3 separate regions of the Mus musculus genome follow, and regions 2 and 3 are each linked to region 1. The links are chromatin loops, found by intact Hi-C in ENCODE. Cell type or tissue: gastrocnemius. All regions are shown on one strand. Region 1 holds the start of Gm32539 (a long non-coding RNA gene). Region 2 has its middle 16 kb from the start of Muc5ac. Region 3 overlaps Muc2 (mucin 2).

Evidence for each region. A loop is a pair of places that touch in the nucleus more often than their neighbours do. Peaks named below come from ENCODE experiments on the same cell type or tissue, not always from the same donor. Only the 100,000 strongest peaks of a DNase experiment are listed, where the experiment ranks them.
Region 2: a loop joins it to region 1, with 2.5 times the contacts of the local background. A loop is called at or near these places in 13 of 42 quality-filtered maps.
Region 3: a loop joins it to region 1, with 11 times the contacts of the local background. A loop is called at or near these places in 24 of 42 quality-filtered maps.

Annotation. Positions count from the first base shown.
Region 1 is chr7:141,920,391-141,928,390 of GRCm38, reverse strand. Gm32539 (a long non-coding RNA gene) reads right to left here and starts at 4,088. Exons shown (of 3, transcript XR_378616.3): 1 at 3,610-4,088; 2 at 2,808-2,959. In gastrocnemius, a CTCF peak has its summit at 3,264 (motif pointing right); a DNase peak (open chromatin) is centred at 3,283.
Region 2 is chr7:141,769,091-141,777,090 of GRCm38, reverse strand. No RefSeq gene overlaps it. Among named protein-coding and RNA genes, the nearest start is that of Muc5ac, 16 kb to the left of the region's middle. In gastrocnemius, no CTCF peak of the experiment used is centred here; a DNase peak (open chromatin) is centred at 4,806.
Region 3 is chr7:141,751,547-141,759,546 of GRCm38, reverse strand. Muc2 (mucin 2) reads right to left here. Exons shown (of 48, transcript NM_023566.4): 41 at 7,624-7,728; 42 at 7,378-7,418; 43 at 7,138-7,260; 44 at 6,772-6,870; 45 at 6,053-6,181; 46 at 5,819-5,858; 47 at 5,363-5,489; 48 at 4,856-5,232. The coding sequence ends at 5,010. Among named protein-coding and RNA genes, the nearest start is that of Muc5ac, 33 kb to the left of the region's middle. In gastrocnemius, a CTCF peak has its summit at 3,563; a DNase peak (open chromatin) is centred at 3,548.

The sequences.
Region 1 (8,000 bases):
TGTATGTCTGGGTGTGTGTGACATGTGGATTGTCTGTGTACATGTCTGTGTGTGTCTATATGAGTGGTTCTCTGTCTAGTCTGTGACTGTGCAGGAGCCAGTCTAGTCTGTGACTGTGCAGGAGCCAGGACCGAGGGAGCTGTCTGCAGCTGTAGGGACACAGCTTATGTTCACATTTGGACGGAATATACAACTTGACTATTCACTGAGCCCGCCGTCAGGTCCTCACTGTATCAGTATCAGGCAAAAGTCACTACCTCCACTCTCCCAGTCACCTTCAGCCTGGCTGTCTGCCTCTCCAGGTCCTGTTACAAAGTTGGAGGCTCACGGGCAGGGGCCCATGTTTATCTACTCCCTGTCCCTACTCTAGTTGGCCTGGGTCCTAGGATGCTATCACAGGACATTTGGGAATGAGTTTAGTGAATGAGTTTGTTCTGACCCCAAATGTTCTGACCTACAAATTATCCATTTCAATAGTTGGAAGTTTAATGGCATAAGTAGCTAAATGTCTATAACACCGTCCTTTCCTTTCCTTTCTCGACACGTGCTGAGTTTTCACTTTTTGATTTATTTATGGTTTGTGGGAGGGGGTGTACATATTGTTTTGTTTTGTTGAGACAGGGGCTCACAATATAGCCTAGGATGGGTTTGAATTCATAATTCTGCTCCTTTGGCCAGGGTTACTGGTATACACTACCACATCTGGCCTAATATTTTAGAAAAAAATGTTATTACATTTTGTGTGTGCCTGTGTGTCTCTCTGTGTGTGTCTCTGTGCCTCTGTGTATGTACACACACACACACACACACACACACACACATGCCTATGTCATGGCTCATCTGCTGAGGTCAAACAATGATCTTCAAGGGTCAATTCTCTCCTTCCACCACATGGGTTCTCGTCAAACTCAGGTTGTCAGGTTTGCCAGCCCCTTCACCTGATGAGCTATCTGTGGCTCAGAGCCAGCCCACCTGACGTTTAAAATGTATATAATTTATTTAATATGTTTGGATGGTTTGCCTGAATGTATGTAAGCATGTCTGTTGCCCACAGAGGTTACAAGAGGACATCAGATCCCCTGGAACTGGAATTATAGTTGATCTAGGTGCTGGAAACTGAACCCAGGTTCTCTAGAAGAGCAAACAGTGTTCTTAACCGCTAAACCTTATCTTGCCAGTGCCACACTTAACCATTTAAATGAGCATCTATTATATGTATTTATAAGCACAGTTGTTTTCTCTTTGTCTTCTTGGCTGGCTGCCTAACCTCTGTTTTCTCCCCTTTTTTGTTGTTCATTTTCTATTGTGTCTCCTATAAATGGCATGCTGGCTTTGGTCTCTTTCCCAACACTCTCAAAGCTGAAAGTCTCAGTAGAGATTGAGGCCTGGACACTACTGTGATTCTCAGTGTTCCCATCTACTCTGCCACCTACTGAGCAGGCCCTTACATCCTTCTCCAGCTGTGGTGCTTTAAAGTAGAATTTAGATTCTTGATCTCCAGTTGGTAGAACAGTTTGGGAAGGCTTAGGAAGTGTGGGTGTATTGGAGGAGATATGTCCCTGGGGGCAGGCTTTGAATTTTCAAAAGGACTCAGTCCTCTCTCGCTGCCTCATGGTTATGGATCAAGATGTGAGCTCTTAGCTGTTTCTTTGCTCCACCATTATGGACTGTAACCCTATGAAACAGTAAGCCAAATTGCATGCTTCCTTTTATAAGTTGCCTTGGTCATGGTGTGTTATACGAGAATAAAAAGATCACTAAGACACTAGTCATCGCCATGTCAACTGAACTCTCTTTGTTCCACTTCTCATCTCAGGGGTGGGTTGCATGTTTTAATCCTGTATCTATTTTCTGGTAGCTTCCCTTCATATCTTATCATGCACCAGAAAGTATTTCTATCAACATCAGAAGTGATCCCCTGTGGTCCACCCAGTTGGGGCAACCATTCCTCCAAGGGATGATTACTCTACAGCATTTGGGACAGTCATGGTGTGATGCCAACACACACACACACACACACACACACACACACTGGTGTGTTATTGTTTTGTGGGTCATCTTAGCACCTGGGTGCAGTGCCTACCACTCTCTTGGTAGGTGGGTGTCATTAGCCAAGGTTCCCCCAGAAACAAGAAGAGTCCCATACACTGGATCAGAAAGGCCCCACATACGTATGTGTGCACTTACACCTACACACACAATGCACACATGCCAACTACACTCTGAGACCTGCATGTCTGTATGCCCACTATGTACTACACATTCATGTATGTGCACACAAAACAGATATGTATGTGTGCTACATAACCACACACACATCACAATTCATATGCACAACTATATACCCACACTCCACTACATTTGTCTATAACCACATCATGTACCTTTGTGCAGATATCTATGCTCATACATGTACATGAACTACACACATGTATACATACATACAAAGTCCCTTTGTGTACAATACCTCCACAGTATATGAGGACAAATCATGTGCCACGGCTACACAGGCATGTGGTAGACCCCTCACCTACCTCAGCCACACATATGTGCACACCCTATTGCTCACTCCCACATGGCCTGGCTCTCCTCTCTGCTCTGGCTTTGTCCTCCATGTTTCTCTGGCTTATCTCCTGAAATGCCAAGTCCTTGTGGACCCTTGATAATGCTCTGGAAATAGAGTTGAGGGATGTGGTACAGATGCTGATGGAAACAGGGTGCTGGACTCAGGTGGTCAGTTTTGTCCTCTCAGGGACAGCTATGTCTCTGTCCACTATTGCCCAGAGACTCAGAAAAGGGACACTTACTGTTAGCGCCTGAGCAGCGGCAAACGGCCACCAATTTAAAGGCTGTCCATTGTTGTCTGATGCTCCAGGAGCCCAGTGGACCACGAAGCCGTCAGTCACTGGAGGAATCTCAGCTCTGGGGATACTCTGGCCACATAAACCACCTCCAGATCCTAAAAAAGAAGGGGGTCAGGGTGCCAGTGAAGGGCAGTGCTCCTTCTTGCTGTAGGAGTAAAGCCAGGGCAGGGGAAAGAAACAGAAGATCAATAGAAAGCATTTTAAAAGGAGGGAGGAGGTGAAACTGAGAGACCTGGTGACAAAGATAGATACAGAGACAGAAAAGTCGAAAAGGTGATGGTAAGCTGGCTGGGAAGCTCAAGAGCTGGAAAACCTCATGGCCATCCTGGCTACTGTAGCCTGGCCTTCGAATCCCCTCCCTCCTTCACCCCTCTGGGGGTGCGGAGGGGGGTGGAGACTCTTGCACCTCGACCGCCAGGTGGCGCTAGAGGTCCCCTGACTTGGTTTCTGCAGGCAGGACCGGTGATTTCTGATTTCTGATCAGTGGCCTTTCTTCCCTCTTATTTGGAAACATTGTTCAGAGGAGGCTAGGGAACAATTGTGGGTGTAGGATGGGAGGATGGAGCCTTACAAGAGGCAGGCTCAACACTATGACAGCCTGCAGAAGCAAACACTCTGAGGTGCATCAAATTCAAATGGTCCTAGGAGGTGGCTGGAAGAACTTGAGAACTGGGAGCCCCTCTCTCCATTCTGTTCTTAATGTCCTCTCCCACAGAGCCAGGGTCATAGAACACAGTGTTCCCACCTGGACATCTTTTCTCCATAATCAGCTGACTGAAACAGTCACTCTTTCAGCTATATTATCTTTTCAAGGGGTTCTGAAGTCCACTCTAAAACCATGAATCACAGCCAGGTGCATCTACTTCTGTGAGGTTGTCCTCCTGCCTCTGTTGTGACGTTTTCTGGGGGAGACGTGAACAAAATGTTTGTTCACTCTAGGTAAGGTATCAAGGGCAGATCGAAGACATCCTTTCCACCCAAGTCTAGCTTGGTGAACCAAGGACTTAAAGCTTCTTTGATAGAACACAGGTTGCAGGTAGCTTCACAAAGGCATCTCTCCTCCCCAACACTTACTGCTTGCGATCTTATACAGTCTTGGTAGAGTTATGAGCTGTAGGCAGCTGGGCACCTAAAAGATGGCGCCGGCTTCCGGTACACCGTCGTAAACAATGGCACTGCGCAGGCGCTAGCCCGAATCTGGCGCCAACCCCTCCCAAGCGGGTGCATACAAATCAATCTGCTGGCAGACTGACCAATCCCAGGAGGACACATAGCTCTCCCCAGTGCTGGGGTGTATATAAGCAGTCCTCCCTGGCTTTCCCGGGTTCCCGTAGCATCGAGGTGTTCCTGAAATAAAGAAGGCTGTTGAGAAGAATCCGACCGTGTTGTGTTTTTCTTGCTGGACGAGGTGAGCACAACAATGGCCCTATGAATTGCCACAGACTATCCCCCTTTTGGGTCTCCTATCTGTGTGGAACGGGTCTCTGGTTGCAGGTGGACAAGGAGTCAGCGAATGACAAACAGAAGCGACGCAAGAGATTGTGCAGAATCTGAATGCAATTTGTCAAATCAAGCATCAAGCTTTTTATACAGAAGAAAATAGGGAAGTTGGGTGACACAACTTTGGCAAGGTACAAAGAGGTTACTGGATTCTTACACAAAACAGAGGAATGTAAACACAAAAGTACTGGCAGGAACCAACTGGGATAAAATTCAATGTTAACAACTGGGATCAAAAACAGCTCCACCTAAGGTCCACTTAATCTTAGAAGCCAGGGTCAAGGGCTTCATGCCCTTGCCATAGTTCTTATTCTAGTCTATTGTATAGTCCACCTTCCCCCTAGGCCATTGTAAATACTTGTGTATGGGTGTAACTCAGCTATCTATACTTCTAAGTATCTACTCTGGTTCCTTCTTAGATCACAAACTTCCTTCTTCCTAGATAATGGTAAATTCCTGTGTAGGGCAGTGACTTAGCTATCCATGCCCAGGGTCGATCAAGGACTGCCTAAAATCTAACTTAGCTATATGTCAAAATATCAATCCTTAAGAGCACTTGTAATAAAGCAATATTAAAGGAAAGCACACAGATCTGTTTACCAACTAAAGCAAGGACATTGGAGCATTCTTTATACAGGATGCCACGATTCCAGGAGACTAAGTGTCCATGAACTTTTCGCCTCAGGACAGCGCCCAGGTTTTCGGGGCCTGTCGAGCTTGTCACTACTGGAGTAGATGTAGCAGTGAATTGCAGAGTTTTATCTGCATTGTCAGCCTCCTGAAGCTCCTGAGTCTTGGGAGCCTCCCACCTCTTTCCAGGATAAAATGTTCTAGTTCCCATGATGTATGTGCCTGACCAGTTTACAAGGAAGTTAGTTGAATTCTGAGTCCTTTGTCTGTGCTGTTCAGTAAATAGTGTTTCCCTGTAAACAAACTCAAAGATTGGGGTCAGTCCCCAGCACCCATGTAAAACGCTGAGCACTGGGGCTGGAGAGATGGCTCAGTGGGCAGGAGCACTGGCTGCTCTTCCAGGCGGCTTGATTTCAGTTCCCAGCACCCACATGGCAGCTCATAACTGTCTGCAATTCCAGTCCCAGGGGATTTTACTCTCTTTTCTGACTTCTGTGGATACTGTTTCACATGGTTTATACAAATCAAGTGGGCAAACACTCATACACATTTAAAAATAGAAAAACTAAACATGATGCTGTAAATTTGTAATCTCAGAGCTGGGAAGGCAGAAACAGGAGGATCCCCAAGGCTTGCTGACTGGCCAGTCTCGGCCATTTGGCAAGTTTCAGACCAGCGAGAGGCTTTGTCTGAAAAGACTGTGGAGGTGTCTCTGTGGACAAAGCACTTGCACACAAGCATGCAGACCTGTGTTCAAATACCCAGAACCCATACAAAGCTGAGCACAGAAACTCACTCCTACAATCCTGGCACTCCTAATGTGTGATGGGTGGCAGAGACAGGAAGGGTCAGAAGCTTACAGAGCTAGCTGGAAGTATGTAGCAGAGAAATGACAGAGACAATGTCTCAAGGCATTGTCCAAACGATGTCAAGGACAGACATATGAGGTTGTCGTGTGATTCCTGCTCTCCTGTTATAGCATGTATGTGATCACACCCAGACTTATGAATAAGCACACACATACATACACACACACACACACACACACACACACACACACACACACACACACACGAAGGGAGAAGAAACACAAGGTTTTGGGTTTTGTTATTGTTTTGTTATGCGGGGTGTGAGGCTCTTGTGAGGAGTGAGAAGCAGCTAAGCTTCCCTAAGCTATCTGTGCATGGATGTTAGCTATCTGTGCAGCCTCTCAGCCCTGTATGTAAGAATCTACTCATCTGTGAGAAGGGATATTTCTGCCAGATTCCAAGATGACTAATATTAGTGCTGGTGCCTAGGACTGTGGAGACTGCCTTTATCCATGATGAGTTTTATCTGTCTGTCCATCCATCCATCTATTTCTTTATTTTTAGTATATATATATATATATATATATATATATATATTTGGGAATGTGTGTGCCATGGTCTTGGCAACAAGTGCTTTTTGTCCCCCTGAGATGTCCTGACAACTCCTAAGACTGGGTCTTGCTGAATGAGCAAGAGATTTCCAGGCAGAAGGTAGTGGAGAAAGACTTAAAAGCAGAGAAATAAAGGAACAAGAAGAGTTTAATGGTCACTAGAAAGGGAAAGGCACCTCAGGCCACAGGCAAAAATCAGTACAAAAACAAGGCAAGCTAGACAGGCAAAGGGAAAACGGTTTAGGTTGCAAGACGGCTGGAAGCTGATATACCTGCAAAGCTGCATCAGAGCTGAGCCACCAGGAACTGGCCAGGATCAGCACCACTCAGGAGATGACCACAGGCTGTTATTTGTTTGGTTACCATGTCATTTCCATATGATGTGAATTACAAAGTCACCTGCTGCCAACATGTTTCTCACATTAGAATAGATCCAGAAAAGCCCTTTAAGGATGAAGGGAACCACTAAACTGATTTCCAGAGTGGTTGTACCAGCTTGCAATCCCACCAGCAATGTCGGAATGTTCCTTTTTCTCCACATCCTTGCCGGAATCTGCTGTTACCTGAGTTTTTGATCTTAGCTATTCTGACTGGTGTGAGGAAGAATCTCTGGGGTGTTTTAATTTGCATTTCCCTGATGACTAAGTACTACCTGAGGACCCAACTATACCACCTCTGGGCATATACCCAGAAGATGTTCCAACATATAACAAGGACACATGTTCCATTATGTTCACAGCAGCCTTATTTATAATAGCCAGAAACTGGAAAGAACCCAGATGTCCTTTAACAGAGGAATGGATACAGAAAATGTGGTACATTTACACAATGGAGTACTACTCAGCTATTAAAAACAATGAATTCATGAAATTCTTAGGCAAATGAATGGAACTAGAAAATATCATCCTGAGTGAGGTAACCCAATCACAAAAGAACACACATGATATGCACTCACAGATAAGTGGATATTAGCCCAGAAGCTCTGAATACCCAAGACATAATTTCACAGACTACATGAAGCTCAAGAGGAAGGAAGATCAAAGTGTGGATACTTTGGTCCTTCTTAGAAGGGGGAACACAATATTCATGGGAGGAGATACACAGACAAAGTGTGGAGCAGAGACTAAAGGAAAGGCCATCCAGAGACTGCCGCATCTGGGAATCCATCCCATATATAGTTACCAAACCCAGACACTATTGTGGATGCCAACAAGTGCTTGCTGACAGGAGCCTGATATAGCTGTCTCCTGAGAGGCTCCACCAGTACCTGACAAATACAGGGGTAGGTACAACCATTGACCTGAGCACAGTGTCCCCAATGGAGGAGCTAGAGAAAGGACCCAAGGAGCTGAAGGGGTTTGCAACCCCATATGAACCAACAATATGAACCAACCGGTACCCCCAGAGCTCCGGGGACTAAACCACCAACCAAAGAGTACACATGGAGGGAGCCATATCTCCAGCCGCATATGTAGCAAAGGAAGGCCTTGTTGGGCATCAGTGGGAGGAGAGGCCCTTAGTCCTGTGAAGGTTCAATGCCCCAGTGTAGGGGAATCCCAGGACAGGGAAGCAGGACTGGGTGGGTT
Region 2 (8,000 bases), 150 kb after region 1:
GTGATTCAGCTTTCGTTGCTATAACACAAACACCTCAGATAGACATCTTAGGCTGATAACAGACAATAATAGGGTTGGTTTTGTGCTCGGGGCTCATGTTTTGGAGGTTCTAGTCTATAGTCATTGGGCTCATGCTTGAAACTTGTGACAAGGCCATGCATCACAGCAGAAGTGTGTGGGTACTGGAGACTTGAAGCCTTCAACACATGGGTCCTTCAGGTAATGCCCAAGACCAAACCTTATGTAATGGTTGATATAGACTGTCAACTTGACATGATCTAGTAGAATCTAGGAGACTAGACCCTGAATATGTCTGTAAGGAGCTCCTGGATTGGGTTGACTGGGGAGTAAATACCCACCCCAAATGTAGACATCACCCTCGCATGGCCAGAATAAAAGGGGGAAAGCTGAGTACCAGCATTCATCCATCTTGCTTTCCTGTGGACTTGACCTTGTGAACTTGCTTCCATACCTTCCCCACCAGGACAGACTGTGTCCCTGAAATGTGAGTCAGGAAAATCCCTATATTAAGTTGCTGTTGTTGGGTACTTGGTCCTGTGAAGAGTAACTAACATGCCACAAAGGCATCACTGAACTCTCTAATACCGATTGCTGGGGTTGTGTGTGCCTTGCCAGCCACTGGTGCTCTATCTCATCTCTAGCCTGCGTCATCTTTGTTGACTCATCCTTCCAGTTCAGTGTTTCCTATCGCAGGATCTTTCCCCTGCTGTCTATTACTAAAGTCCACGGTGGTAGCTACTTTCCTCATTGCTGTGACCAAATGCAAGAAGCAATCTAAGGGATGAAGAGCTTGGTTTTGGCTCATGGTTTGCAGAGATACATCCCATCGTGGTGGGGAACTTATGGTGGTGGGCCACTCTGTGGCCAATAGTTGTTCACACCAGTGGACCAGGAATCAAAGAGACTTAGGTAGAACAAAGTCTAGGCTACACCCCTCAAGACCAATCCTTCAGTGATTCACTTCCTTCAGCAAAGCCTCGTCTCCTAAAGATTCCACAATCTCCCCCAAACAGTGTTTCTCACCTGAAGACAAGAGTTGAAACAGATGACCCTGTGAAGCATGTTTCACACATACACACACACACATACACACACACACACACACACACACACACACACACACACACACACAAGCTTTTGACATTTTTTCTTGCTGTTATTGTAGCTCTCAGTCCTAAAATTTACAATTGGTTCCCCTTGATGTCGTTTTTTATGTATGCTTTTCCTACATGTTGGTTACAGACAATATGTATGTCTGATGCCCAGGGAGGCAGGAAGAAAACACTAGATTCCCTGGGACTGGGGACTACAGATGGTTGTGAGGTGCCATGTGAATGCTGAGAATCCAACCTGGGTCCTCTAGAAGAGCAGCCAGTGCTCTTAATCTCTAAGCCATCTCTCCAGCCCTACTCCGGTATTTTTCATATCTCTACTTAGATTCTGTGTTCTTTGTAGAGCCTCTGTGTATATTTTAAGCTGGCCTCTGTGTTGCTCATTTTACAGTGGCTGTGTTGAAGGCCTTGACTGAGTATATGTACAATCTGTGCTGTCTCAGTGTTGACCTTTACTGATCACCTTTGACTTCAGCTTGAGATCTTCCTGATTCTTGTACTGAATTTTTTATTAAAATTTATGTATTACAGGTTCTGTTATGAGATTGTGGATCTTACAGGTCTTTTAGTTGGCTTCCCCTAGCACTCAATCACCAGGAGACAGAGGCTCACGTTGGCTGCAGATGTCTGAATTCCCAAGGGGTCTCTGCACATTGCTCACATTGAGTTTGACTCTTGCTCAGGGTGAGACAGGTACCTTGTTACAACTCTTCACAAATCCTCCACTGACACTGTGGACACTTAGTCACCAGTGAGATAAAGCCAAGACTGGGAGATGGGTACTTCATTGCTGATAGTGTGGTGGTGGCAGAGGGTGGGAGAGTCTGTGTATCCACAGGGTCTACACTGAGACCTCACCGGCCTAAAGGGAAGAAGGAAAGGGTGCCTAGCTGAGATAAATCCCAGCTAGGGTCTTATCTCCACTGCCTCTGCTGTCCTTTGTGAAACATGTTTTGTGTAGGGTGGACTAAGGCAGTAATCTGTGTGTGTTTGTGTGTGTGTGTACGTATGTATGTTTGTATGTGTGTATGTATGTATGTGTGTATATGTGTATATGTATGTGTGTATATGTGTGTATGTAGTATGTATGTGTATATGTGTGTATGTATTTATGTATATACGTGTATATGTATATGTGTATGTATGTGTATGTGTGTTTGTGTCTGTGTGTATGTATATGTGTGTGTGTATGTATGCAAGTGTGTATATGTGTGTAGTATTTATGTGTATATATGTGTGTGTATGTATTTATGTATATATATGTGTGTGTATGTGTGTATGTATATGTGTATATGTATGTATGTGTGTTTGTGTCTGTGTCTCTCTCTCTCTCTCTCTCTCTCTCTCTGTGTGTGTGTGTGTGTGTGTGTGTGTGTGTGTGTGTGTGTGTGTGTGTGTTTGAGGAAGAGGATTGAGACAAGATCTTGCTATGTGGCCCTGCCTGGCCTGGTACTTAGTGTGTAGATTGTAGATAAGGTCACACAATATAGGCCAGGATGGTCTTAAACATGTGGAAATGCCTCATCCTCCCAAGTGCTGGAAATACAGACATGTGCCACTCTGTCTAGCTTGTTCTCCATTTTTTTAGGGTGTCCCTTTCCTCATCACTTCAGCTCTAGAAAGCAAGATTTTATTCCCTGCATATCGCTTCTTTATTGGTGTTCCATTCTGCTAACCTTCTCAGCTCCGTGTCTGGGACATCAAGACCATCTGCTGAGGTCGTTGCCCCAGTAAAATACAATCCCAGGAGACTCACCCCTATGAGTCTCGACCGGTTTTGGATTTCAGTGGATGAAAGGGAAGTTTTAATTTGCATGTGAGGAGCCAGAATGCAGATTCTGTGGGTTTGTTCAGGGTCAGCTCCTTTCTGTGGTTTACCAAGATTCCTAGTTCAAGGTCTGGCGACATTGTGCTTGCACCTCAGCCTGCTCTGTCTAGCATGCTGCTGCCTCCATCCTGAACCTGCAGACTGTGAATAGAGGCACCACAGTTTGCATGAGAAACCACCACACACACATACCGCAGACTCATACGTTAAACACATGGATCCAGCCGGTGTCACAGTTTTAGGCATTCAGCTTGCGCTCTCTTTCTTTCCCTGAAAACTGGAGAGATAGATTCCTTCTGGGGGAGTCAGCTGCTATAGTTTGAATATAAAACGCCCAACTCCCCATGTGCTGAACACATGCTCCTCACCTTGGAAAGTTCTGGAAACATTAGATAGTGCCTAGCTGGTAGAAGTAGGTCACATCCTATGCTTTTGAAAGCAATACATTTGCTCTCTGCTTCCTCTCTGTCATGAGAGCAAGAACTTCCTCTACAACACATTTCTGCCATCAGGATGCATGGAGTTCAAGTGATCATATGTAGACTGAATGTACCCTCTGAAAACTTGGCTCAGAATCAGCCCCTCTCCTTTGGGTTGTTTACATCAACTACTTTATCGCAACAATGAGGACATTGACTGCTATGCAGGGAGAATGCTCACACTTCGTTTGTTTCCTTGCACTGGTTTGGATCCCCTCTGATACTGTCCACCTCTCTCTACTCCCCAGTCCTTAGCATAGGGTCCCCTCTATGCTGTCTATGACTATGAGTGGCAGATGTGCCCATCTGGTGGCAGCCACTCCTCAGCACTGAAGGGACTCTCTCTCTGCATGCTTCCTCCCTGTTCACAGGGAACCCTCCATGCCCTCCACCTGCCTTACTCTACTTTATAATATGTTTTTCTCTAGACGTTTTTAATGAGCCCCACCACAGCTAGGGGTGTGTGTGTGTGTGTGTGTGTGTGTGTGTGTGTGTGTGTGTGTTGCTTACATGAACATGGCCTCCCTAGTCTCTGGAGATCTTCCTAAGGTCTGTGGATCACCTGGCTCTATAAGTCATCATTTGGTTGATGACTAAAAAAACCTATGATTTAAAGGACCAAAGGACTTAGGCTCCCTAGTATGACCACTGTGGGCTCGCTGAGCCTCTCCCCTGTTGATGGAGGATCAAGAGAATCTCTGGGCACCGTAGCAGAGGAAATGACAGCTGGAAATCTGCCCAAGAGCATTGTAAGAAGCGCCAATTTTCCATTACTTTTTATTCCCTGGGCAGTGTAAATAAAGAAGTATGAATATGGCACACCAGGCGTGATGGTGATGGATGGGACCTAAGTCTGGAAAATCATTGCTGGAGGGTTTAGGGATGGAACCCCCTAAAACCTCAGGAATCAGGGTCACATACAATGGTTTCATCGTGATAGTGACAGGGATGGAGGGTGAGGAGGCGGAGAAGAAGAGAAGAGCTTTGTCCAGAGCCCAGGCAATCCCTGTACTGACCATAAAACAAAACTGAGTTATCCTTCCTCTATCTTCTGTCAGTTCCCAAAGTTGCTGAGGTCCAGAGAGGCTCAGAGCCCTGGCCAGGATCGCACAGAACCACTTTCCTGTTGGAATCCTTGTCCTCCCTGCCTTGGATCAGGGATCTGGCAGTCTCAGGGACACCCAAGCTCCTTCTCAGACAGCTTCTGCTTCAACCCAGGTGCACCCTCCCCCAACCTCTGGGTGGGGCCAGGTTGGCTAGACTATGAGGCTCCTCAGCCCCCCCCCCAGCTTTTGTCCCCAAAGGCTTAGAATAGGAGGCCCCACACAAAGAACTGTTTGCCTTTCCCCCAGCTCTAGGGCAATACTTTGGCTGTGAGCCAACCTTGGGGCCCCCTGGGCCCACCAGCTATAGGTTACTGTTATTCATCCACTTGAGGATAAAGGGTGGGTCAGAATAGCCTCTAGAGGCTGCATTTCCTGCTGAGAGGACAGGGGCTTTGTGAAGGGATTGTGGACATAGAGCATTTAGATAAGTGGATGTGGGACTTGTGGGGGACACCATGTGGAATGGGGTGTATAACTCTGGCCCAGACTCAGAAGAAACACACATGATGTGATAAGGTGGGACCTGATGATGCTAGGACTCAAGGAGGAAGCCAGGTTGGCTGGGCCAAGGTGGGCTCAAGCCAGACTGGTGGGGGCATGACTGAATGCAAGTGATCTCTGGGATGGGACAGAGGAGGAAGTGGACTGCATCCCCCCTGCCCAAGCTCTCCATTCAACACCCCATGCCTCCCTCACTGTCCCCAGGACCCTTGCCCTGAGTCCTCCAGCTGTCTAGGCCCCCACTCCATCCAGTCCCATGCTCAGCAATCCATCCCTGTCATCTACAAGCCAAGCGCCTGGCTTGCCACTCAGTCTGGAGCTACCTGATCCCCACATCTGTGGTTCTCTTATTGATTCCATGCTTGATTTAGGTTGGTTTTGGTCACAGGTCACTGTAAGATGCTCAGAACTGTCTTGGGATGAGCTCTGACTGCAGAAGAGACTGAGATTCCCTGGTTCCAGCTCCCTTACCGTGGGTACAGTCTCAGGACCTGAGCAGAGCAAACAGGGATGCATTTGGTCCCACAGGTAGCCAGACCCAGCTACAAATCCTAGTGTCTGAGACTGATCCCCAGTGCCCCCTCCCCAATGGCCTTCATGTTCCACACACAGGGGACACATACTTGATGAGGAAGGCTGCCTCTGAGGACCAAACAGGAGCTTAAACTGCCAACCTTGGCTCCCATCCACCTTGGTCTCTGGGGCAGAAGGCCCCTGGCCTGGCCTCTCCAGCCCTCCTCCCTCTTGTTGGGAGCTAGGCAGTGCTGCCTCTCTGTAGCCCGGGAACACCTCTCCCCTGGGCCTGCCCAACTCCACCTGAGACAACATCCTGGCCTCGATAAAGCCTAAGGGCGCACGCCAAGCTAAGCAGCTTATCTACCACAACGCAGCCGCACCCAAGAGGAGACACGCTGAGTGTAGATAAAGGGACAAGTTGGTGAGTGGTGTTCCCAGATATCTATCAAGGTCAGTGCCAGAACTTGGCAGGGCCCTCTGCCACCTTAGTGGGGGAGCCTCAGGTTTCTCTCCCTGCACCCCACATCTGTCGGGATCATTTGAAGCTGTGTCAGATATCCTGAGGGATGGCCCACCACAAGTGGCAGTGGCTGAGCCTAGGGGCACCATCTGCTGGAGGGAATCTCAAGGGGTCTTGATTGTCTTCTTGATCAGTGGCCTCTTCTTAGACTTTCAACTGTCTGTGCTCCCTGGCTAAGATGGCTCTAAGTAAGGCAATGGGCAGTAGAAGTGGGTCCAGCTCTATCAGGATTTAGTAGGTATCTTTAGACCTTGGTTTCCCCAGACACAATAAGGATGTTGAGATATGCCTCATAAAGTCCTCTGATATTCCTTCAGAGTCAGGGCGTGGCACACACACACACACTGAGCTAGCATGAGCTTGACACACCTGTCGTGAGGAAAGGAGAGAGTGTTGGAGAAGGTAGGTTTCCATGGCTACCAATGGCCTTGCTTGGTGGGCACTCTCAGCCTCCACTCGCTAAGACCAAGACCTATTATTGTTGCCAGTGGCAGGTCCAATGTCATATTCCTCCAGCAGCCTGCTAGAAGAAAGGCACAAGGCCAGCACTGTAATCTCTGGAAGTCCACAGTGTATCATATACTTTGTTGCAAAGGTAACATCCTGAGAGTGTCCAATAAACCACTGCCCACAAAGTCAGGGTCGTATCCCTCAAGTACTATGGAGAATAGGATATATATATATATGCTATCAGAAAGATATATGATGCATGAGGCTTCCTCCGATCTGAGTTCTATCCTAGTGTCCTTGGTGCCTGTACAGGCTCAAGCAGGCCATGTAAAAAGCCTCTGCCTGGAAGGCACGATGGATGGTGGCCTTGACTAAAAAAGTGGACCATGAAGCAGAAGATTCAGGTTCACTTCCCTATGGTGGGAGGATGATGGTGTTAGAGAACCAGGCATTCCAGCCTCCCCTGTATTCAGAGACCCATCACTAGTCATGTCCATGCCCCTGTCCCAACCTCACATCTCTCCTCCCCTCTTCCCTGACCTCCTGAAGGCACTTGGGTAATCACACATCTCATCAACTTGATTTAGGCCCTCCTTGACAACTGTCTTTCCATGTTTCTCCGGCTTGACCCTTCAGCCACTCATTTCCCTCATTATGCCTGGGCTCGGAATCCTCACTTACATTCTGATGCCCGTCCTGCTGGCCAGACAAAGGGCTGTAAGGTGTACGTAGCCAAGCTGTGAGAGACACTATGTGAATGGGCCACATGCAACAAGATCTAAAGAGCTGGGACACGGGGCAGAAGATAGCCGGGTAGCCCCACAGGTTATTCTGCTGTGTAGGGCATGGGGGTCTGGCTGGACAAAGGCCCTCAATGCCATGCCCATCCTAGAGAGCAGGGGAAGGACAAGACATCCGTGAGAAAGCCGGACAGGGTCTCCGAGGCGCGTTACTTTTCTCATTACTATGGCAAAATGTTTGACAAAGCAACTTAAGGAAAGTTTCATTTGAACTGACAGCTTAAGGATACACTCCATTATGGCAGAGAAGACACAGCACCCGGAACGTGAGGTGGTTGGTCACACTGCGTCTGCAGCTAGGAGGAAAGGAGAGATAAATGTTGGTACTCAGCCCACTTTCTCCTTCTTCGGTCTAGGACCCCACCCCAAGGAGTGGTGCTGCTTACGTTCAGGGTGGGTCTTCCCACCTCAGTTGACCTAATCTAGAAATTCCCTCACAGAGGTAGGTCTCCTGGGAGATTTCAACCCCTGACAAATTGACATCAATAGTAACCATTGCAATGGATGCCCATCCCAGGATTATGCAGACCTGTGGTACTGATTGTCCCGTCCAGCAGGACTTAGTTATTCCGTGGGTCGAGAAGGACCAGGGCCTGAAAGAGAAATGAGTGGAGAAAGGGAAGCGAGACCAAGCAGAGAATTGTCAAGGTCTGTTTAATGAAGGCTA
Region 3 (8,000 bases), 170 kb after region 1:
CCACAGCAGTGGGGACATGAAGCCCTCTCTGTTCTTAGATAAACTTCTGTGGCCTGGAGCATGGCCCACTATCCTACACCACACACACACACACACACACACACACACACACACACACACACACACATGCACACACACACATACCAACTGGCCAGAGCTCTGAAGTCCTACAGTTTAGCTGAATTCGGTTGTAACTTAGGTCTGGGTTCTACTTGGGCTCTGGTCTCATGGGCAGAAGCCTCTGGGAATGCTTTTGTCCAGTACAGCACGTCCTCTGCCTGCCACTCATGACCTGGCCTCATCAAGGAAGGAGTTCAAAGTCACAACATGAAAGAGAGCCACAGTGTAGCCCTTTCAAGCAGACTTTAAATCCAACTTGCACTAGGGCCCTCTGTCCTGAATGAGTGGGGAGTCTGAGCAGCATAGGCCCACTGACGAGGCCAAGATTCAGATTCCCCTAGGGCTTTCTATGAAATGGAAGCCCCACCCAAGCTGAAGCCACTACACATAAGTAAAGTGGCCAGTATAGGGTCAGTGTATCCAGCAGTGCCCAGGACAAGGCAGGCAGGTCACCATGACCAACCAGACAGGCCAAAAGGAAGGCTCTATCTTCCCTCTGATAACCTGGCCTAAACTGGTCTCAGGTCCCCTCCAGTAGGACTGGACATTGACTCATCCTGTGGCTTTGTTTCCCAGTGTCCATGTGTGCCCCTGCTCGTGGGAAGGAGCAGTTGTCAGAGGCACTGTGCTGACCAAAACAGACAAGGGTTATCTCTATCATCTACCCAGAGGCTGAAGCTACAGCAATGGAAGAGATCTGGTTACAACTGTCTTAGCAGGGGATCTAACCATAGGGCACCGGATCAAGGGGTCAGATGACCTTGGAACCATGTGCCCCTCTGAAGACCCCTAAAGTTGGAGAGCAAAGATGACAGGTGCAGAATGCCAGCCAAGCCACAACCTGTGTCCCTGGGTTAGTAAAAGTCACCCTCATCTGCACAGGAAATGTGAAGACAATTAGGTGACTCACTGACCCAGAAAACCACCAAGTCCTGATAAGGAACATTTTGCGTCCTGGTGACAGCCCCTGAGATGAGAGGATGCCGCCAGGCTTGCCACCAAAAGGGCACCTTTCAACAATGAGCAATGGGAGCCATCTTGCTGGGGCCTTGTTAGATAAGCCTGTGGAGAGAAAGAGGCTGTGTGGAAAGTGCCTATACGCCAGGATCATGACAGGATCAGACCTGGCTTTAGGCCTGGAATACTCAAGTGACCCCCAGATTCATGAGGTGGGTCCTGGTCCCATCTTCTAGGTGAGTGGACAGCACCCTGAGCTACCTGAACCAATTTGAAGCTATAAACAGTGGAATAACACCACAGGCTTCCACCACACATCCAGAGTTTCAAGAAGCATCAGACCTCTGGGGTGAGAACAGGGTTCACTGAGGCAGGGTTGCCTGCCATCTTCTAGCCCAGTGCCAAGGTTTCATGGATCCATCCATCCAGTCTTGTATCTGTGACAACCCCATTGAGACATTGTTGCTGTCAGGTTTTGAGTATTGTGCCCTCAGCATAAGATCTGAATACATTCACACACACACACACACACACACACACACACACACACACACACACACACACTAAAGACTGCTCCTATTGTCTCTTCTAGCCCCTGGAGAGTCCAGTTTTCCTATAGGAATGCTTATGGCATTGACTAGGCATTCCCATGGCTTCTTGAGGGTCATATTCCACCCACCTGAGTTCCCTGTCCTTGTATGGTCATACTGTGTGTCTGTGTCCTGAACTCCTTTTAATCCATAACCCATTAGATTAGGCCCCATTAAAGTGATGTCGTTGTGGTTTAATGATCTCTTTAAAGACCACATCTTCAAGGGAAGGAAAAGTGGTTAGCAGAGGATCAAGGGTTCTGTTCCTATCACACACATGGTGGCTCACAACCATGTAACTCCAGTTCCAGGGGATCCTAATGTCCTCCTCTGATTTCTGAGAGCAGTGGCCACGTGAAAAGTGCACATACTGACACACAAGCCAAACATTCATACATATAAAATTTTAAAAATAAATAAATGCCAAAGAAACAAAGCCTCTTCCCAAACAGTCCCTCAGGCTGTCGAAGTTTTAAAGCTTCAATGCCTTCCCACGGCACATACAGTTCAGCCCAAAGAGGACAGGAGCCAAAGTAGAGGAAGGGTCTGAAGTCACAGGGAAAACCTGGGCCCTCCCATGGGCTCTGAAAGAGGGTAGGCTGCTGCTGTGGCTGACAGAAGCCTGCACAGACTAGGTCTGACTGGACATCGTTCCTTCTGCAAATGCTGGGTCTGCCAGCACCGTGAAGTTTGCAGGGCCCATTCCCTCTACGCAGCTCTTACTCAGCTTCAGTTTCTGGCTATTGATTTTAGATTAGTCTACACAGCTCAAGCCATGGAGGAGCTGGTCACAGGGGCAGAAAGACCAGTGACAAGACTCTGTCAAGCAGAGAAGAAAGACCATGTGGTCTCAGGAGCCCCTGCTTCTGGCCCAGTATACTCTCACTGGCTCTCCAGAAGGTTTTCTTGGTTTAGTTTGGTTTTTTGAGATGAGGTTTCTTGGTTATAACCCTGGCTGTCCTAGAATTCACTCTCTAGACCAGGCTGGCCTCTGCCTCTGAGTACTAGGATTAAAGGTGTGTGCCACCACCGCCTGGGTCCCTAGCTGTTTTTATGGTGAGTGACTTTAAACCTCACCACCCCTCAGGTTAGCACGTAGCCAGTTTTGCTTTCAAATGTTCTTCCATGAAGGAAAAAGACATGACCGTCAGAGCTGCCCCTCTCAACCCACCCAGGCATGATCCTGAAGCTAGTGCTTCTCAAAGTTTTCTCACATTTGTCTGTTTGTTTGCTTATGTGTGTATAGGGTGCGTGTGTGCCGTGACATGTGGCGAGGTCACAGAACAACTCCTAGAAGTCAGTTCTCTCCTCCCACTATGTGAGTCCCCTGGACTGAACCCAAGTTATCTTTATCCCCTGAACCATCTTACTGGACTTTTATTGTTTTACATTTGTAGAAACTAGTAGGCACCACCAACCCTGGAGAGATGGCTCAGTCAGCCGAGTATCTGTAGCTCAAGCATGAGGGCTTGTGTTTGATCCCCTGTTCAGGGGACGCATGAGAAAAACTGAGGAGACAGACTGGAGATCCCTGAAACTCACTGGCCAGCTAAGCCAGCCTGATCAGTACACCTCACGTTCAGTGAAAAGACTCTACCTCAAAACAAGGTGAACAGCACCTAAAGAATGACACCCAAGGGTCACTCACCTCTGCCCTCCACGTGCACCCACACGTGTGCACACACATGCACACAACACAAATGCAGATCCATATATGTATATACAACTACCTGACACTCCAGCTCCAGGAAATTCAAAACTCTATTCTGGACTCTGTACACACACACACACACACACACACACACACACACACACACCAACTGTGTTTTCTCCTTACATCCATCACTGGACTTACTGGACAGCCACCAAGTGTCTCTGGCTCCCCCATCTGCTCAATGGTAGTATTACAATCCCAGCATCCAAAGTCTGCTGAGCTGGACCACTTGAAGTATAGATTCTGGGAAACTCCCGAGCTGGCTTTAGCCACAACAGAAGAGACCTTGGAGATGAGAGATCCCCTGTCATCCCAGCTTCTGGGCTGCTGAGGCGCATATTCTGATGCCATCCAAGCTGCAGCAAGCAGGAAACATGAGGAAGATGGGCCTCATGCTCTTGTCAGTCTCTGACACTTGGCAGCCTTTGTCATTGACTAATACACGTCAGAAATTTTTCTGTAAATAAACCCTACTTGTGACTATAGGGTCTCTGAGTAGGAGAGGGGGCTTCATACACAGCACCCTCCAGAAGTTGACATTTTCCCAAAGGACCACATAAGCTCATGATGGTAGGTCCATGTGATTTGACAGCTCTGCCCGCCAGTCTTTGAGGAGCCGTGTAATGGTTAGTGTATGGAGTATCCCACACACACACAAAAAAAGAGGTTCACATATTGAAAGGGTGTTATTTGGGGAGGTTAAAGAAACTTGTGAGGTGGTGAGACCTTGCTAAATATGATGAAGAAGGGCTAAGTCCTTGAAGGATATTATCCCTGGCCTTTTGTAGCCACGCTCAGTCAGATTCCCGGCCAACCAAGCTGTGAGCAGCTTGTCTCTGCCACATGTTCCTACTGCTTTGGTGTTCTGCACAAATGCATTGGGTTAAGCAATCATGGGCTGATCCCTCAGAACTCTGAGCCAAATACATCCTCCTTGCCTCACTTGTTGTGAGGGATCTGTGTCACTGTGATCAGAAGTAAACGATACAGTCCACGGTGGTGGCTGCTTTTCTTTCCGTTCGCAGCAGAGGTCAATGCTCTGCCACTAGTCTGTGGGCCTGAGACCTCCTCAGTGACACGCTTATTCTCCATAGGCACAGACACATGGAAATCCACATGTGTGCGTGCACATCTGTGTACTCAAACCTGTACGTATGTACTGTCCCCATAGCATGTGGACAAAGTTTTCACCCATAGCAGAAAACCCTGGGAAGGAGCCTGAAGGCTTTGTCACTCATGGTGGGGAGGGGCCTTCACTCAGCCAGTGCTCTGAACAGACAGAGCCAGGAGCCCAAGGGAAAGTAATACAGATGGCAGAGTCACATAGTGGCTGGTGTGCAAAAAACAGTGACTGGACCCCCGGGGTCCCTAAGGACCCTTTCCAAACTATCTGGTCCCACCCAATTCCCAGAAGCTATCCACATAGTGGCCAGCTAAGATTCTTGAAGAACCAACTTAAATCACAACACCAGAGTGGCTATGCCTGAGTTTATTATCGGAAAGCAAAGAATGGAACAGAAACTCCGAAAATAAATATGTGCAGAGAAGAAGCCAAGCCAGGAGTGGAGAAGGTCAGAGAGTCAGCAGAATAGTTTAAGATGCGAAGGAATGTGCACGGTACAACCCATTCACTTCCTTCCTAGAAAACGGGGGCTAGAACGCCTGGTGCGGACTTGCTGGGCCTGTGGGAGCCCACAGACAGTGTCCTGGCACAGACAGCTCTCGATGTGTGTGTAGGTATGGCTCAGCTCACTGCCATCTGGGCATTCCAGGGTAACACTTCGGACACTGGTCTTCTCCTCCTTGCAGCAAGAGCACCTGTGATCCAGACCCTGGACCTGGGCAGAGTACCTGGGGACAAGAAGGGCAAAATGAGTGCCAGCCTCCCTGTGAACAGCATCAGAGTCCTCCCTCCTTGAGGCCTGTCCTTGAGCTCCTCCACCTGCCCCCCACCATCTCATACTTGTAGCCTGGCACTCACATGGCAAAAGTCCCACAGGACCCAAAACAGTAGTTCATGGAGATGTTCTTGGTGCAGCCATTGTAGGAAATCTCCTTCATGACGGAGACAGCAGAGCAAGGGACTCTGGTCTGGTTTTGAGGGATGCCTGTGGGGGAAAAATGACTCTAGCTAGCTAGCTCCCCTTGCCCCTTCCCTCTCTCTCCCCACTTCCCCTCCCTCTCCTTCTCTGGTGCCATTTCTTCTTCCTTCTCCGAGCATGTCTCTAGCCCTTAACTGAGTCCCACTTTCCTTTGAGGAACTGAGTCCCAACATGCAGCTGGGCTCCACCCAGCCTCTCCCTGGAAGGAGACTCAGATTCCTATACATCTGCATGAGTGTAGGAGACACAGTCCTGAAGCATCCTGTCCTGCATCTTCCCCTCAAGGCTCTGAGTAAAACTCACCCATCACCCAACATTTCCCCAGCCGTACTCACATGTCTTACAGCAGCCATTAGGCATGTATGTGATGGAGCCCTGAAGAGAAAGGAGAGTAAGAAAGGAGTCCAGAGCACCCCCAGCAAGTGAGTGCCCCTTCTTGTCATGGGATGCATAAGGGCTGTCCTACAGGAGGGTGTGGAACAAGCCCCCTGGAAACCAGGTAGCTGGTGCATTAAGGTTCCCTGCTCCTGGCAACGCATACATGGACAGGGCCATAGGGTCCCACTCACTGAAACACAATCACTTGGGTTGAAGTCGGGACAGGTGATGTTGGAGACCGAGGAGATGAGCTGGTTGTTGATTTTCATGCAGCTGAAGAAGGTGCACTTGTTGCTGGGGTTTTTGTGAATCTCCCCAGGCTGTGGACGCAACAGAATGAGGATGAGCAGGTGTACGCCAGAGGCCAGCCCAGGAAGACCTGGGAGGCAAAGCGCCACAGAAAGGAGGTCCAGAGTCACTGGGCAAGTGGCATCCGTTACAGTCTTGGAGATAGCTACTGTGGTTACATAACACAGAAATCTCTAACCTAGGTCTGACTTGTGAACTAGAAAGTGACTCTGAGTGGGGAAATGATCTTTGAAAAGCTCAAGAAAATAATCTGGATATGAGGTCACCCTACATGAAGGAGGTCCTAGCTCCAGGAATGAGTATCCTTATAAGAGACAGAAGAGGAGGCACAGGCTCAGATAGAAGGACACTACTACATCAGAGGTGATTCAAACACAAACCAAAATTGGCTGGAGCCCAAAGAAGAGGCAGGAAGGACTCCTCACAGCATCTGCCAGCCTTGATCTTACACTTCAGAGCTCCAGAAGTGGAGCAACCATATATGTTGCTTTTAGCCACCCAAATATGCTATGTGGGATTTAGGATGACTCAAGCCCGAAGTCATCCTAGCCTTGCCCTCAGTGGCTGCCTAGCTTGTGGGTGGAGCCAGAAGCGCACACACCTTCAGAATAATGTACTGCTGCTTGGGCCCCTCGATGATGCAATGGGTCTGCTGGCACTTCTTGCAACATTCCCCAGGGACGTCCACAAGCTCAAAGCCCTGTGAACACAGGAGAAGATGAAGCTGAGATCAAAGACTTGTCCCTGCACCCAACCAGACCGTGGAATCGGTAGAATGCCTCACCCAGGGGGAGGCTGTGTATGAACAAGTGCCATGGTGGGAGTAGATACAGGCCCAGTTTGGCAAGAGAGGTTTAAGAAAACTTAAAAATCATGTAAATGAACATGAAACCATGTGTCTTTTAGAAGATGGGAAGAGGGTAAACTGAGGCCGGCAGTGGGAGAAAAGAGGAGGAGCCACACTTACAGAGCTGCAGGAGATGTTACAGGGCACATGGGTACAGGAGATGACGTTGAGCTGGGTGCTGTTGTCCAAGATGTTGGTACATACACAGTCCTGGCACTTGTTGGAATACACTGGAGATCCGGGCTTTTGGGAAAAGGCAGAAGTAAGGGAGCTGCACGCACCATCATGCATGCATTACTCCATCTTCAGACAAGGGCAACGACACCCATCCTCCCTGTCCCCTCCCAGCTCAGAACTCACCTGGTATTCAGCATTCTGGTGCACACACACACCCTTGGGCACTTGGAAGAAAGAGTGGGGAAAGCCATCAGAGGTTATCCTGAGCCTCAGCCTGGCATACACATCTGAGTAGATGCTCAGGGCTGATGGGTACACAGCCATAGCCATGACAAGGAAGCCCAAGGAGAGAGCATGTTCCCTCCACTGGACCCTTGTTCACAGCCTGCCCCGCCCATGACCTTCCCTTACCCCGCTGGCCTCACTTACCACAGGAATAAACTGGACAGCATTTCCCGGGCACAATCTCGGTCTTCACTTCGAATCCCAACAAACATGTGGGGCGTTCAGCTTTGCATCGTTTGGTGTCACACTCTGAAGGCAGAGTAGGAGTGTGGTGACCAAGATGGATCCCATAGGTAGAGAACCTCTCCCCCATTGTACAGCATGGGTCCAGGCCTCTGTAGAGCCTACCAGGACCAGGCCCTGCAACAGGGACTCTTGGTCTGATCCAGCAGCCACTACCATCACCTCTCCAGTAAGCAGAACCTGAGCTCACCAACGAGGGAGTGGCAGACAGCCTAAGCCTCAGTGGGCATGTTTGACTCACTAGGAACATGAGTCCCAGTGGTCTGAGAAGGACTCCC